Regions from separate parts of the Homo sapiens genome. Here region 2 is linked to region 1. Evidence: chromatin loops called from intact Hi-C (ENCODE). Cell type or tissue: heart right ventricle. All regions are shown on one strand.

Region 1 (8,000 bases):
TCGCTGACGCCCTTAATATGACTTGGATGTGAGCACTTCGAGAGAAAGTACTAGTAACCCAGCAGAGTATGTTTAAGTAGGGCAACTCCTACATTGTTAAAATGACTTTAAGTTTTATATTCAGAACTCCAGAACCTGCAACTTAGGGAAGGCGAGCCATGAGGAAGGACTTTCAAGTCCTCTTAGTCCTCCCTCGGAAAGAGGAAAACTTTAGAAAAATATAAGGATAAAAATCAAGTGCTTTATAACTGCACACCTAAAGTCCAAATTCCAATCCTATGTGCTTCTACTGATTTAAGAAATTAACAGGCAACCGCGGGCTCTTTTACTCCAATACTCATAGGATCATGACCCAAAACATTCTCAATAATAGAGGAGATACTGCCCCTCTCGCTGACCCTCACGGACCCTGGGGTAAACCGTTTTAATCTCGGCAATCAACACCGATTGAGAGTCAGTAGTCTAAACGGCATTGCACTATCTACACAGGCATACAACAGCAATCAATAGATTCTGCTGGAAGCAGACAGACAAGAAAATAAAAAATAAAAGCGTTTCAATCAGTGATGAGTGCTGTCCAGAAATGAAAAAATGATGAGCTGGAGGTAAATAGGGGAGGAAGGGCCTCTTGAAGGCCTTGGAACCAAGACTGAAATGATGAGAAAAAGCTACTTGGAAGGAGCACATTCTCAGCCAAGCAAAAAACAAAAAAAATGGGAAAACAGTAAAAACGAAATCCTCAAGGTGGATATGAGCTCAGTGTGTTTGGGGCAAGAAAGGCCACACGGCTAGAGCTCCATGAATGTGAAGAGATGAGAATGGGGAGAAAAAGAGTTAAGAAAAAAGGCCAACCAAGGATGGTCCTGTAGAACCCTGGCAAGATATGAGATGCTAAGCACAATCAGATGTCGCTGGAAGCTTTTCAGCAGCAAGGTAACATGAACTGGTTTTTGCTTTAAAAGGCTTGCTCTGGATTTCATCAAAAGCGATACAGGCTGGCCCTCACCTGGCCCAGTGCACAACACAATGGCTACCAACGGAGAAAGGCAGAATTCATCCATAGGCCAACATCCACCAGAGCCCCAACAAAGAAGAGGAAAGAACCTCTTGGTAACCAGCTGCTTGGACTTCCAAGAACGTGCTCTCAATACCTAAGACCACTTTTTCTGAAATCCAACCTCCCCTCACCATTTTGCATTCCCCCCATGGATGAGGCTGAAAAATAAGATATGATGCCATGGCGCAAAAATCTCCCCCATTTAAAAACAGGTCCTGAAAAAAAGAAGAATTGTGTTTCAGGAAGGCCAGGGAGGAGGCATAAACATGTTCTGAACATTTAGATTCTAGCACGGCACTGAAACCCCAAGACCAAGAGAAACCAGCAACCCAAGTCTAGTGTCAGGGGCCTCCTGGTCACTTGGCTGGTCTGAGGTGATGGCCAATGCCCGCCTGCAGGGTGACGAAGAAGCCAAGACATTAAAGACGGGTCGGCTTGACTGTCATCTGCTAAACAACGAATACCAGGAAACACTATCTCGGCATCCAACACATCAAAAGGCAGTCCACGTGAGGCTATATCTGTGGCAATACCATGCCAGAAATCTGGGCTAATCTGACTCTGCTATTCATAAATTCCCCCTCATGTTAAAGCACATGTGTTTGGGAAGGAAAAATGAATCCAAGTCAATTTTAGACATTGTTACTTGGAAACCATCTGGAGTCCCTGGAAGCATAAGAAGCCACCGCATCCCCTGCCCTCAAATGCCCACTGTAACTAGGGCAGTATGCTCAGACGGGAGTTCAGATGTCCCCTATTCCCCAGGGATGTCCCCACCCCCATCCTACCAGATGCCAGTTCAGGCTCCACTTCCCACCCAAGAAAGGTATTCGGTTTCTCCGTAAACCTAGTGGAGAGCCCTCGAGGTGTTGAGCTTGCATTTGAACTGCACCCAAGGCTGGATTCTTTGCTTTCTGATTGCTTTAGAACAGCACACCTGAATTCCTTTGCCACAGCAGCAACGGAAATCCCTCCCCAGGAGTAGGGGTTCCAGGAAAAATCCCTTCTACCTAACGCTCCTGTGTTCAAAGAATGTCTAGTCTTGGGAGCGACCCACCAGGATTTTTATGTAACCTTAATAGATGTTGGCACCCTGCAGAGCCGCTCCTGGAGTCCAGATGTAGCCCATTTTCACCGTGATGGCAGCAGGCGGGGTCTTGCAGCTTCCCGGGGCCTGACTCTTCTGACTGTGGGGCCTCTGTCCCCCTCCCCTACCTGGCTGCGATTCTCTGCTTATCTCATCTTCCCGAGGACTTGGGCCTCCTTTTTGCAGCCTCCCTCCCTCCACTGAAATCAGTCCTAACATCAAGCAGGCAGCAACGCCATTCCACCAGCACCTTCCTTCCTCTCCCACCCCTCACCCTTTCCCCCCACCAAACGCCTTAAGAAACCCGGCCAGGAAAGTGATCCAGAATCTCGTACAGTCATAGTCCCTGAAAACAAACACGGCGGGAGGGGCAGGCCGACCAGGCCCAGCACTTTCCCTGGACCCGGGAGCAGCCCTGAACTCGGCGCAGGGGAGGGGAGGGAAGAGATCTCCGGAGACCGACTGCGGTTCGGCTGCCTCCAGCACAATCAGAGCAAACACCTGTTTCCAGGAAGACAGGCGGCCAGAGGGAGAAGGGAGTCCCGGGGAAAGGCAGGGAGGACGAAGCGAAGGGGCAGCCGGGGACGCAGGTAAAGGATGCGTCACACTTTGCGCTTGGCAACCGGAGCCCGGAGCAGAAGGCGGCGAGTGAGAAGAGCTCCGGGGTCTGGGAAGTTAGGGAGGAGGGGTCGCGCCTGCGAGCGGCGCCTGGAGGGAGCTGGTGCAGGGGAAAGGACTGAGGCAAGGAGGACTGGAGGCTGGGCGGGCTCCATCACCTGCGCGCCCCTGCGGATGCAGCCTCGCGGGCGCGCACCGACAGCGGTGCCCGCGGGTGACCTACCTGCCCACCGTCTGGTTGGCCAGCTGGCGCATGCGATTGAACTGCTTCTTCATCGTGGCCCCGCTGCCGCGCTAGCCCGGGAGCTGGGGAAGGACGGAGCAGCCCGGAGCCCGCCGCAGGGTTACATGGCTCCCGCGCGGAGCCTCCCGGGCGACGGCGGCGGCACTGCGGAGCCTCCGGGCGCCGTCTGGCCCGCGCGCAGCTCCCTCCCGAGGGCGCCGCCGCCTACTCCTCCCGCCGCGCCGCCTCCTGCCGCATCCCCCTCACGCGCGCCGCGCAATGCCCGGGGCAGAGCAATGCCTGGGGCCGTCCTCGGCACCGGCCCGCTCCGCCCGGGCTGCCTGCTCCCAGTCCCAGTCCGGCGCGGGGACCCGGGAGTCTCCGCAGGCTGGCTGGCCGGCTGGCCCGGCGGTCCCCGTGCGCCTGTGCGGAGAACGCCGTGCATGCCGGGACTTGTAGTTTCGCGCCCCGTGCCCACCTTTCCTCTGTCCAAAGTTTGCAAGGACAGTGGAGTGCGGAGGTGGGAGAAGGCAGCGTCACCAGCAGCTTTGCACTTTAGCGTTCGAGTAAGGGAAACGTTTTCCTGTTTTAAAAATGGCAAAGTGGGACCAAGAATACAACAGCAAATAAAGAAAGTGAGCATCTGTCTCTCATTGTATTTTTAGTGAATGTGAGGTATCAGTGTTCTGAATTCACAGAAGGGAGATTTATGCTAGCAGATACGTGGCTGATAAAACGGTCTAAGGTCACCTGATTAATGATGAGGTTCAAGGTTAAGCTTGAAACACAGGGGCTGACAGCAGATTTTGAACAGGCATAGCTTGCATCCCAGAAGTCTGATTCTTAATTTTTACCAAACCAAACCCATTAGGTAACCAGAAGCCAATATAGATAAGTGACGTTGTGCTTACTGGCCCAACCTGTCTGAGACAGCTTTTTTGTATGGCTTAGATGCCAATCTCGTATCTAGTCCCATTTCCCTTCCACCACCAGGAGACCAAGGGGCATCAGCTGCAGCACCCCCCAAGTGTCCTGCACCACAGCATCCCATTGGCGTCAGTTGACTCCTTGGAAGGGGTTGTGGCTTCTTTGGTCTCTATCCTTAGAAAAAGATAGGTGAGCCGGGCGCGGTGGCTCACGCTTGTAATCCCAACAGTTTGGGAGGCCAAGGAGGGTGGATCACGAGGTCAGGAGTTCGACACCAGCCTGGCCAACACAGTGAAACCCTGTCTCTGCTAAAAATACAAAAATTAGCTGGGCGTGGTGGCGGGCACCTGTAATCCCAGCTACTTGGGAGGCTGAGGCAGGAGAATAGCTTGAACCTGGGAGGTGGAGGTTGCAGTGAGTGGAGATCGCGCCATTGCACGCCAGCCTGGGTGACAGAGCTAGACTCCATCTCAAAAAACAAAAAAAAAAGAAAAGAAAAAAAAGAAAAAGATTGGTGATTGCAGTTAGGTTTTATCATTATATATCAAGGTTTTATCATTATATATCAAGTAAAAGCAGTATTGTTGGGTGTGAGGCACTTTGGATTAAACAGATAGGAGTTCCTGCATCAGAATTCCACATACCTGTTATATAACCTTAGGAAAACAGCTTAACCTCTCCAAACCTCTGTTTCCTCATCCCTAAATAGAAAAATATGCTGCCTGATCTTCAGTAAGAGAACTATTTGTTAAATTACAATAATCAAATTACATATAAATTTTCATATAGTACATTGCCGTATTCATTTACTACAAAATGATTATATTTAGCATAATAGAGAAAAATCCTGTTCATACAACAGAATTACTAATCTTATAAAGGAAGGATCTTCTTTGAAATAGGATATTTTGCATATGTTGATTATAGTTGCAAGATGTCCTAAATATGGCTCTAAGTATCTTGCTGGCTAGCTGAACAAAAAGTGGTTTGAGGCATGTCTTGGCTGAATGAACATGAAATCTTTAATTAATTGTGAATTTAGCCTCTGCTTATTAGGTCAGACAACTCCAGCCAGTGAATAAATGAAGGCATTATTTGCTTTTAACCAACTATGCTGTACCTATAATGTCAATATGATGTCTATATTAAGTGAAATTATTTCCATTTTGAGATTTTTTAAAAAGCAAAGTACAACATGCTTTTTATGTGTATAAACGGTAAGACATTAAGGTCACTGTATGACTTTTAGCAACACTATCTCTGGTAACTTCCAGAACTGCACTGTTGAATATAGTATCCCCTAGCCACATGTGGTTGTTGCAATTTAAGTTAATTAAAGTTCAAAATTTGGTTCCTCACTTTTGCACTGTTGGTGGGATTGTAAATTACTTCAACCATTGTGGAAAACAGTGTGGCAATTCTTCAAGGATCTAGAACTAGAAATACCATTTGACCCAGCAATCCCATTACTGGGTATATACCCAAAGGATTATAAATCATTCTGCTATAAAGACACATGCACATGTATGTTTATTGTGGCACTGTTCACAATAGCAAAGACTTGGAAACAATCCTAATGCCCATCAATGATAGACTGGATAAAAAAAAATGTGGCACATTTTCACCATGGAATACCATGCAGCCATAAAAAAGGGTGAGTTCATGTCCTTTGCAGGGACATGGATACAGCCATTAAAAAGGATGAGTTCATGTCCTTTGCAGGGACATGGATGAAGCTGTAAACCATCATTCTCAGCAAACTAACACAGGAACAGAAAACCAAACACCGCATGTTCTCACTCATAAGTGGGGGTTGAACAAAGAGAAAACATGGACACAGGGAGGGGAACATCACACACCGGGGCCTGTCGCGGGTAGGGGCAAGGGGAGGGATAGCATTAGGAGAAATACCTAATATAGATGATGGGTTAATGGGTGCAGCAAACCACCATGGCACGTGTATACCTATGTAACAAACCTGCACGTTCTGCACACATATCCCAGAACTTAAAGTTTAATAAAAAATAAAATAAAATAAAAACAGAATTTAGTTCCTCGGTCACCCAAGTCACATTCGAAGTACTTAAGAGCCACATGTGGCTAAAGGCTACTGTACTGGACAGCACAGATAAAGAACATTACTATCCTCTCAGAAAGTTCTACTTGTTAGCACTAATCCTCAAGAACTCTGGTAGCCAACTCCAATATCATGCCAGCCCCTGCCTTCAATCCCAAGATTTTTCCGTTCCAAAGGGAAATCCCTTTGGCAGCCTCCCCTGCCAGAGTGTGGTCCAATAATGTTTTATTAACTGGTGGCTTCTCCACAGATTTTCTGTCTTCCTTTGAATGCTTCCTTCACTCAGGAAGCAGCTAGTACATTTTCTGCTTTCTACCCCGGGGAAGGGATAATAGTGCAGAAACAAGAGCTTCAGAAACACATGTGACAGAATAGAGTTCTTCAAGAAAAGAGTTTTGAGTTTCCAGAATACAGGCTTTGGAGCTTTAATAGTCTATGTCAGAAATAGTAGATTATAAAGCATATATCATCCTGCTTAGTCTAAATAAAGAACCTACAGGCTGTGAGATGTTGAAGATGGTGATGGGGACTGGAAAGCGGGAGAGAAAGAGAGAAGAAAAGTAGATGATGCTTGTGCAGATACTATTAATGCCCAAAAAATTTCACTGCCAATCCCTATGGGAAGGACTCTATTTTACCTTACTGTTGAGGTAAAGATCGGTCATGTGATTTTCTTTGAACAATGAATATGCACAGAGGTGACTTTTACGCTTCTTCTGAGGGCAGAAGTTTCAGGAGTCATTTTGTGATCCTGCCCTCTTCTTCTTAACGCTGCCAATGAACCAGTTAGGGGATGCTGTGGAACAGTGATGTGGCCCCCCAGCAAAAGGTATCTTTGCTGTTTTAAATCAGAGGTTTGTTGCTGTAACATAATTGAGTCTAAGCTGACTGCTACAGTGGGTTTCTCTGAGAAAGTAGCATGCACCTTGCTTTTACCCATGGTCAACAATTAGGTTGGGGGCAGGCAGACTGAAGACAGATATATCATATCGTTTTGGGGCATCTGAGCACAGTGGAGAAGCTGTACACCACTCCTGGAGTGAAGGCTAGGCATGGCCAAGCTTGTGGAGATCCTCTGCCTTCTAAGACAGAGGACCAGTAAGACATCTATATGAAGTGCCTCAGGTACCCATACCACAGGCTAGTGGCAGCCCCAGAGCTCCCTGCACCCAAGCCATGTGCGATGATTTGGTGTCTGCATGTGTGCTGTGAGGATACACAAATGTACCTGAAACAGCTGGATGTGAAAGCTATTGAGATCAAAGATGATGATCAGGAGGAGGAGGCAGCATTGGCCAAGATGGAGATGGAATTGCCTAAAACTTAATTTTTGCCACCTAGAAGAATAGACTTAATATAAAATTTAAATGTATTTGCAAAAGAAGAGGAGGAGGTGAGGAAGGACGGTGGGAAGGGGAAAGAAGAGGAGAAAAGAAGAAAGAAATTTCTATGTCTTATATACCTAGCTTTGACCTATGGGAAGATTACACTTCCCTGCTCCTGTTGACCTTGACTTTGACCTTGTCACTTGCTTTGGTCAACAATATATGGGCTTCTTACTTGCTTCAGCAACATTGTAGTACTATTTGTCTGAGATATGTTCCCTTAGAAATCTGATACTCCATTTAGAATCCCCTGAATTAGAATGGTTTTAACCTCTACTCTGAGAGCAAGCATTCACTAGAGCCACCTGGCCAACATGGGAATCATTAGCTACATGTGGTTACTTAAATATTATTTTAAATTAGGTTAAATAAAACAAAAATTTCAGTTTTTCATTTCAAGTGCCCAATAACTACATGTGGCTAGTGGCTGCCGTAGTAGAGAATGTAAAATAACATTTTCATCATCATAGAAAGCTCCATTGGACAGGGCTGGTCTACAGAACAGAATTCAGAATAACCTCATGTGTCACTTAATGACAGGGATATGTTCTGAGAAATACATTATTAGGTGATTTTGTTGTTGCAAAAACATCATAGAAAGTACTTACACAGCCAGGCGTGGTGGC
Region 2 (8,000 bases), 190 kb before region 1:
AAGACTGGGAGCAGGGAGCTGGGCCGGGGAAGCCCATAGCGTCAAAGCACAGGTCATTTTCCTCATGCAAAGAAATAAAAGGAAGATCACATTCAATGTGGAGGCACATTCTCTCCCACTTGGGATGAGTCTTACACACTATACCTAGTTCCCCAAGGGGCAAAAACCATTTTATTCAGAGGAACCAAAAGAGCAGTAATTCCTTTCTCTATTCTGTTCATGAAAAACAGAAACAGAAAACCCTTGCCTCACTCAGGCTGGACAAGGACCTCAGGCTGCAGGTTACCAGGTACCCGGGCATCAATGCCAAATATCTACCTACCCTTCCATCTATCTCTGCCACTATCAAGAGGAAGGCCAGTCAACCAATCAAAAACATCTCATAATCAGCAAACTAAAAAATTGCTTCTTGTGGGTGGGTAGACTCTTCTTCCTTCCTTTGGACACACATCTATCCAAGGAATCTAGGAATGAGCTCTTCCTTCTGTTCCCTGCCACGAAACACACTTTTTTTTTTTTTTTTTTTTGAGATGGAGTCTTGCTCTGTTGCCCAGCTGGAGTATAGTGCCATGATCTCAGCTCACTGTCATCTCTGCCTCCCAGGTTCAAGCGATTCTCCTTCCTCAGCCTCCCAAGTAGCTAGGATTAAAGGCATGTGCCACCACACCCAGCTAATTTTTGTATTTATAGTACAGACGGGGTTTCACCATGTTGGCCAGGATGGCCTCGATCTCCTGACCTCAGGATCCACCCCCCTCGGCCACCCAAAGTGCTGGGATTGCAGGCGTGAGCTACCACGCCCGGCCCGGACACACTTCCTCCAGCACAGAAACAAGTATTTACCCACTTAGCCTTGTCCTCTTTCTCCAGCATAGGTGCAGCTGACCCAGTGGGGAGAGGTGGGGCGTAGGGCGGCTACTAGGGGCGCTACCTGAACAAGGCATGTTTAAGGCACGTTTGAGGACAAGTTAGCTCTGAAGATGCATGACTCAGCCCATGACCTTGGTGCCAAGAAGCAGGAAGGAGAATTTTGGGGTTAGCATTCATGCTAAGCAGTTGGGCGGGATGTGGAGGCAGAGCCTGGCTGGACAGAGCCAGGGAAAGAACTGAAGGTGGGGCCTGGGGTAGGGAGTGGGAAGGTGGGAACCAGTCAGAGGCAAGGAAGGGCCTGCCATCAGGGGAGGGGGAGCCAGAACGAGAATCCGGCCACTCGAGGGAACATCATCTGGGCTGCAAACATCCAGGAAACAGAAACAAACAACACAAACAAAAACAATGGAACACCTGTTTGTACTGGGAGAAACCCATGCGGGGAGAGAACAAAAAGTGGTGTAAAACACAAAACACTAACATCCAAAGAAAAGTTACTAAACCGGTCAGCCCGGGCAAAGGGGAAAGACATTTGGCTATAGAGCAATGTGAGTTGGCTTTAAAATAATCGAAACCAGAGGGTGCCATTGCCTGCCCACAAGTAACTCTGCAAGGTCACCCACCGAGAATGTTCCTGGAATGCCTTCAGAGCCTGGGGGAATCCATCTTCAAGGAGCACTTTTTAGAAATATCATTTATATGCCAAATACCATATGGCACTGAGTCCCCTTTCTAAGATGGGAAACTAGGATGAAGCTGAGGAGTGTCCAAAAAGGAAGCAGTCCCAGCCCATCTCCCGCCTGTGGGTCCGTTTCCTCCTGGTCGGCCTCACCTGGCCCACCACTCTCAGACTCTGCTTCTCCAATGAACTCACTGTGCCCGCATCTGCATCTCTCAGGTCCATCTGTGGCCTAGCAATTACACAGCCAGGACCGAGCATCCTCTGAGTTGAAGTCATCAACAGCAACCCAGCATGCCCAGGGTCAGGTGCCCCCTCCTATGCTCTAAGACTATCTAACCCCCTGTCCCTTTGTCATTTCCTGGTTTTACAGTGAAAATACTTTTTTTTTTTTTTTTTTTTGACACAGAGTCTCGCTCTGTCACCCAGGTTGGAGTGCAGTGGCACCATCTCGGCTCACTGCAACCTCCGCCTCCTGGGTTCAAGCGATTCTCCTGCCTCAGCCTCCTGAGTAGCTGGGACTATAGACATATACCACTGCACCCAGCTAATTTTTGTATTTTTAGTAGAGATGGGGTTTCACCATGTTGGCCAGGCTGGTCACGAGCTCCTGACCTCAGGTGATCCGCCCGCCTCAGCCTCCCAAAGTGCTGGGATTACAGGTGTGAGCCACCGTGCCCGGCCGTGAAAATACTTTTTACTCATTAAACAAAATAAAACAAAAAAGCCTGGAAGCCTCTCATGTAGGGGGTTGGTGTGGGTGTGGGTGTGTGTTTGTGTGCTGGTGGTGATGGTGTGTGAGGATGAGTGTCCATGTGTATGCATGTGTGTTTGGAGAAAGATTTGGGTTAGAAGATTCAGCTTCCCAAAGTCTCCAAAACTTTTCTGGCAGTGGTCATGGAGGAATGCCATGTCTTCTAACAGGAGACACGGTGGCATGTGATTTCATATTGCTTTTCTGGTGTTCTAAATTGCTGTTTGAGAAAAGATAGAAACAAACAGCAAAGCTGTTTCATGGTGCAATTCTCACATCCAGAATCTGCCTCCCCTGATCATGCCCCTTTCAAGGAAGGGCCAGGTACTGTCTCCTCCCCTGCCACCCTGGGTATGCATAACCAAGTGCTGTCATTATTTGTCAGGGCCTGTTTGCTCACTGGAACGTGAACTTTTTAAGGGCAGCAATCATGTCTTTTTTTCTTTTTTTTTTTTTTTTTTTTTTGAGACGGAGTCACGCTGTCACCCAGGCTGGAGTGCAGTGGCGCGATCCGGGCTCACTGCAAGCTCCGCCTCCTGGGTTCACGCCATTCTCCTGCCTCAGCCTCCCCAGTAGCTGGGACTACAGGCGCCCGCCACCACGCCCAGCTAATTTTTTGTATTTTTAGTAGAGGTGGGGTTTCACCGTGTTAGCCAGGATGGTCTCGATCTCCTGACCTCGTGATCCACCCGCCTCGGCCTCCCAAAGTGCTGGGATTACAGGCGTGAGCCACCGTGCCCGGCCATCTTTTTATCTTTAAAAAGAGAAAGTTATCAGTTAATATTCATCAAGCTACCCATGGAATGAATTCCTGTCTTTTTCCTTCCCCTAAAATAATGGCAATTCAACCATGTGGCAAGCTGCAAAGGTCATCAGGCCCAGTACAACCGCCACCTCCATTCATTCCCTGACTTGCACCCATTTTAGCGGCATCAAAAGAAAAAAAAAAGTGGCTGCTATGACTATAAAGAGAAGGAGAAACACAGAAATTGTAAACTTCAAAATAGGATACAGTAGTCCCCCTTATCCGTGGTTTTACTTTCTGTAGTTTCAGTTACCTGTGGTCAACTGTGGTCCAAATAGGTGCGTACAGTTCAATAAAATATTTTCAGGCTAGGCATGGTGGCTCAGGCCTGTAATCCCAGCAGTTTGGGAGGCCGAGGCGGGTGGATCACTTAAAGTCAGGAGTTTGAGACCAGCCTGGCCAGCATAGTGAAACCCCATCTCTACTAAAAATACAAAAATTAGCCAAGCATGGTGGCACATGCCTGTAATCCCAGCTACTTGGGAGGCTGAGGCAGGAGAATCGCTTGAGCCTGTAAGGCGGAGGTTGCAGTGAGTCGAGATCGCGCCTCTGCACTCCAGCCTGGGCGACCAACCGAGACTCCATCTCGAAAAAAAAAAAAAATTGAGAGACACCACATTCACATAATTTTATTACAGCATATGCTTATAATTCTTCTATTTTATTACCAGTTATTGCTTATGTCCTACTGTGCCTAATTTATAAATTAAAACTTTATCACAGGTATGTGTGTATAAGAAAAAATAACAGTATATATAGGGCTTGGGACTATCAGCTGTTTCAGATATGCGCTGGGGGTCTTGGCATGTATCTCCCACGGATATGGGGGGCCACTGTAACGACAAAGACAGAGGAAGGGGAAAACAGAGTTGGGGAACCTAAGACTCTTCACCCTGCCTTCGCAAGCTGCCACCTTCTGCTTGCTTGCGATGTTATGCTGGGGAAGACTGGACTTCGTGTGATAATCCAGGCAGCTGTGGATGACTGACTTGGTGCCAGCGCGACGCAGAAGCCAAATATGAATGCTTAGAAATGGGGGCGGGGGCATGGGAAACGACGAAATCCAAGAGGCCTCCAGTGCGGCCAACCCAGACACCCCCTGCACCGCACACCAGCCCGCCCGGACGGCAGTGGCCCGCGCTTACCTGGTGCGCTCGGGCCCAGGCTGGAGGCCCAGGCCGGATGGAGAGAGCGCGGGGGCCGCGGGGCTGTCCAGGGGCTGCTCCGGCAGCGGCGAAGGCAGGGGCGCAGCCAGCTCGGCGGGCGGGGCGGGAGGCTGCATGGAGGGCGGGGCGCAGGACACTTTCCGACCGGCCGAGGAGCCTCTTCGAGCCACCCAGTTTGTGTCCATGACCCTCACACCCATGCTGGCGAGGGACACAAAGACACCGCTTACCCACGCGTAACAGATGACAGGAGACAGGCTCCCTCCCCCACATTCAAGCAGGTCCGCGTTGGGAGAAGAGCAGCGCAGCTTTAGCACCCCGGGGGCCCGGGAAGCGATGCATTGGGGGCTGTGCTCCCAGCACCCTGGCTGCTCCCGGCGGCCAAGACACAGCCCTGGGCAGCCCAGTCCTGGCAAGAGCGGCCCCCTCACTGAGGCAAGGAGCAGGGCACAGTCGGCAGCGCTGGCGGCCACAAGCTGTGCTTCAACCCTCTGCCAAAGCCAGCTCAGGATGATGGCCCGGCAAGCTCCCTGGGTGTAAACTGCCAGCCTTCCTCACAGCGGTGTGTGGCCTAACTGGGGGGGCAGGGACACTCACTCCTCCCAAGTGCAAGACGAGGTGGGAGGGGCAGCGAAGGGGGGAGCGTGGAACTGACAGCAGGAGACATCTAAATATGAATCCTTCTTTTTGTAACTTGGAGTCTAGCCCCAGCTCCACCACTGCTGGGACCCTGGCCAAGGCACACCTCTGCAGGCCACTCCCACTTGTCTACACAGCAGGGAAGGGGCTGCTTGTGCCTATGGTCCCTCTGGGCTCTGATTCTATTTTAATGATGGGCACACAGCTTCAAATAAGTCGGCCAAGCAACCAGACGCGGCGCATTCACCCTCTGGTGGAACTCACTACGATGCATAGGTGGCTCAGTTGAAGAGACTGAGCATGGCCTCATAGCTACCAGAGGATACCATACCTTTGGATTTTCCTAAGGCTGCAGGGACAGAAACATACAGATATTAGTTTCAAAAAATCTAGGCCTTCCTTTGGACATAAAGGTTGTCTTTCTGTAAGGGGTCTCTCTCCATGGTCCAGGGTCTTGGGGTGGGATTTTTATTGTGCTATAAAATTATTACAATTTAGTTGGTCTCTCTAAAGTGACTCTCCTATTTGTGTAAGTGTAAGTCATACCCTACCATGCACACAGGTAAAGAGAGCAGCTGAAGAGTTGATATTGGTGTGGCATGGGGAAGAAAGAGGCAGAAGGAAGAAAGAAACTGGTAAAAGTAGTCATCTGCTCACTTCTTTTTTTAAAAAAACATTTTACTTATTTATGACCAGGCGCCATGGCTCACATCTGTAATCCCAGCACTTTGGGAGGCCGAGGCTGGTGGATCATGAGGTCAGGAGATTGAGACCATCCTGGCTAACATGGTGAAACCCCATCTCTACTAAAAATACAAAAAATTAGCCGGGAGTGGTGGCAGGCACCTGTAGTCCCAGCTATTCGGGAGGCTGAGGCAGGAGAATGGCATGAACCCAGGAGGTGGAGCTTGCAGTGAGCCGAGACTGCGACGGTGCACTCCAGCCTGGGTGACAGAGTGAGACTCCGTCTCAAAAAAAAAAAAAATATTTATTTATTTATTTGAGACAGAGTTTCGCTCTTGTCACCCAGGCTGGAGTGCAATGGTGCGATCTCCACTCACTGCAACCTCTGCCTCCTGGGTTCAAGCAATTCTCCTGCCTCAGCCTCCCGAGTAGCTGGGATTACAGGCACCCGCCACCACACCCAGCTAATTTTTGTATTTTTAGTAGAGACAGGGTTTAACCATCTTGGCCAGGCTGGTCTCAAACTCCTGACCTCAGGTGATCCATTCGCCTCAGCCTCCCAAAGTGCTGGGATTACAGGTGTGAGCCACCACGCCTGGCCTTATCCACTGACTTCTAAGTTACATAGACTAGCAGGTGGTTAGTTCCCTTTCCTCTGGTCTAGGAGGTACTGCTGCTGTCATCTCAGCCAAGGTTTCATTGACTCATTGACTAAGGTAAGGGCTCACATTTCTAGCATTAAGGGAGAAACATTCATTCATTCAGGGAGAAAACATATACTCCCAACCAGCATTTGTCTCTATCACGTATCTGCACAGAGAGATAGGTGTATGAGGACTATGATGTGCTCACTTTCACCTCCTCCCTGCCAAATGGTCACCTACACTAGTCAGAAGCACAAAACTATTACACCATGAAATCCTGCTCACCTAGAAAGGTCATATTTACCTTGTAGAGGTACAGCAAGATTTAATAACAGAAAAAGTTCAAGTATGGAGATTTGGTTGCAGAAGGTGGGATGGTGGGATTTAGCTGTTTTAAGGAAATATGGGGAGTGATGCTGAAACCAAGCACACACTGGCATGGGAGGGCTTCCTGATCCCCTTCCTTCCATCACCAGAGGCCTTCTCATGTCTAGTACGATTGCTGGTATTTCTCATCTCCGCTGGATGGCTTCAAGGAGGCACCAGGGATGGAGGGAAAGGGGAGGGATGTCTCTTTCCTGGACCCAATAGTTTCCAAAGTCATCTGGGGTCTGAGAACCTTCTACCAATAAACAAACACTTCCTATACGATACCCAGAAATGCTTTTGGAGGCCACTTGAAACTCTGGGACACAGTCTGGTTACATCCCCTGGTATTTACAGCGGGCTGCCGAAGATCATCGAACTGTGGTCTGCAGGCTTCAGAATGTATCAGGATGAAAAGAACAAAGAGCTTAACATTCCTCTTAGGGAACGGAACTGATACCACTTAGTTGCAATGGTTGGTGAGGATTTCGGGCATGTGAGATGTTTCACATGGTGACCAGCACAAGGAGTCCTAAAAATCTAAGTCCTACCCCACCTTCTCTTCCTTGCCCCTTTCTCTTCTACTTGAAAAAGGCTTTCCCACCTGGTGAGAAGGTCTGGGCCAAAGCTGGTGGGGGATGCCTTCTATTTCCCCAACAGTACCTTCTAGCATCAGGAATCTCAGACACCAGCCTCCTTGGTGATCTTCTGGTTTACCAAGGGAAGGTGTCAGCTTGGGCATGGGGTAGGTACTGGGCGAGACTTGCTAAATAACACTGGCAAACTTCGGCAACTGAGAAATATGGGTTCAACGTGCTACTTCTCCTCTTGTAAAGAGGCTACAGTGCCATATGCAATCACGACTTTCCCAGCTGAAATGACTTTCTCATAAGAGGGAGCATCACATGTTCCACTGTGAATTCACATCAAATGTTCACTGACATTTTCAAACAGTAATATAAATCTTTACACAGTAAATCAATCACAACGGCAGCAGCAATGCTGTTGGAAGCCTAAAAGTGCATTTACCTTCCAAAGCAAGATGGTATATGTAAATGTTCAAATGTCTAGATAAAACTCAACCTGAAGACAGAAATAATAAAATTGCTCAGTATGCTGCCAAGAAGGGGAATCTATTCACAGATCGGGGATCCAACTAGAAGGTTATATCAGCAGTTCACAAGCTTCTGTTCATTGTTTTATTGCATAAAGAAACAGTAGCTGGAATCAAGGCACTGCTGCTGTTTCTTAAGAAAGGAGCAATAAAGAAGTGGAATTAATAAAACATATCTGACTCCAGCAGACATCCCTGCATGGATACCTAAGGACAATCTAGATGGCAAAGATTTCCCAGGCTTCTGCTGAAAACTGAAAACAATTTGGCTTTTAGATC

Evidence for each region. A loop is a pair of places that touch in the nucleus more often than their neighbours do. Peaks named below come from ENCODE experiments on the same cell type or tissue, not always from the same donor. Only the 100,000 strongest peaks of a DNase experiment are listed, where the experiment ranks them.
Region 2: it touches region 1 in a loop (2.4-fold over the local background); 6 of 110 quality-filtered maps call a loop at or near these places.

The regions. Positions count from the first base shown.
Region 1 is chr17:12,784,877-12,792,876 of GRCh38, reverse strand. It overlaps ARHGAP44 (Rho GTPase activating protein 44), which reads right to left and starts at 3,379. Exons shown (of 21, transcript NM_014859.6): 1 at 2,986-3,379. The coding sequence starts at 3,038. ARHGAP44-AS1 (ARHGAP44 and MYOCD antisense RNA 1) reads left to right here and starts at 2,593. Exons shown (of 2, transcript NR_104607.1): 1 at 2,593-2,734. RefSeq lists a silencer at 3,103-3,452. In heart right ventricle, a CTCF peak has its summit at 3,245 (motif pointing right); a DNase peak (open chromatin) is centred at 3,306; H3K4me3 peaks cover 1,778 bases; H3K27ac peaks cover 868 bases.
Region 2 is chr17:12,970,564-12,978,563 of GRCh38, reverse strand. It overlaps ARHGAP44 (Rho GTPase activating protein 44), which reads right to left. Exons shown (of 21, transcript NM_014859.6): 17 at 5,245-5,262; 18 at 4,254-4,475. Among named protein-coding and RNA genes, the nearest start is that of ELAC2, 43 kb to the left of the region's middle. RefSeq lists a silencer at 998-1,292. In heart right ventricle, no CTCF peak of the experiment used is centred here; no DNase peak of the experiment used is centred here; H3K4me3 peaks cover 1,008 bases.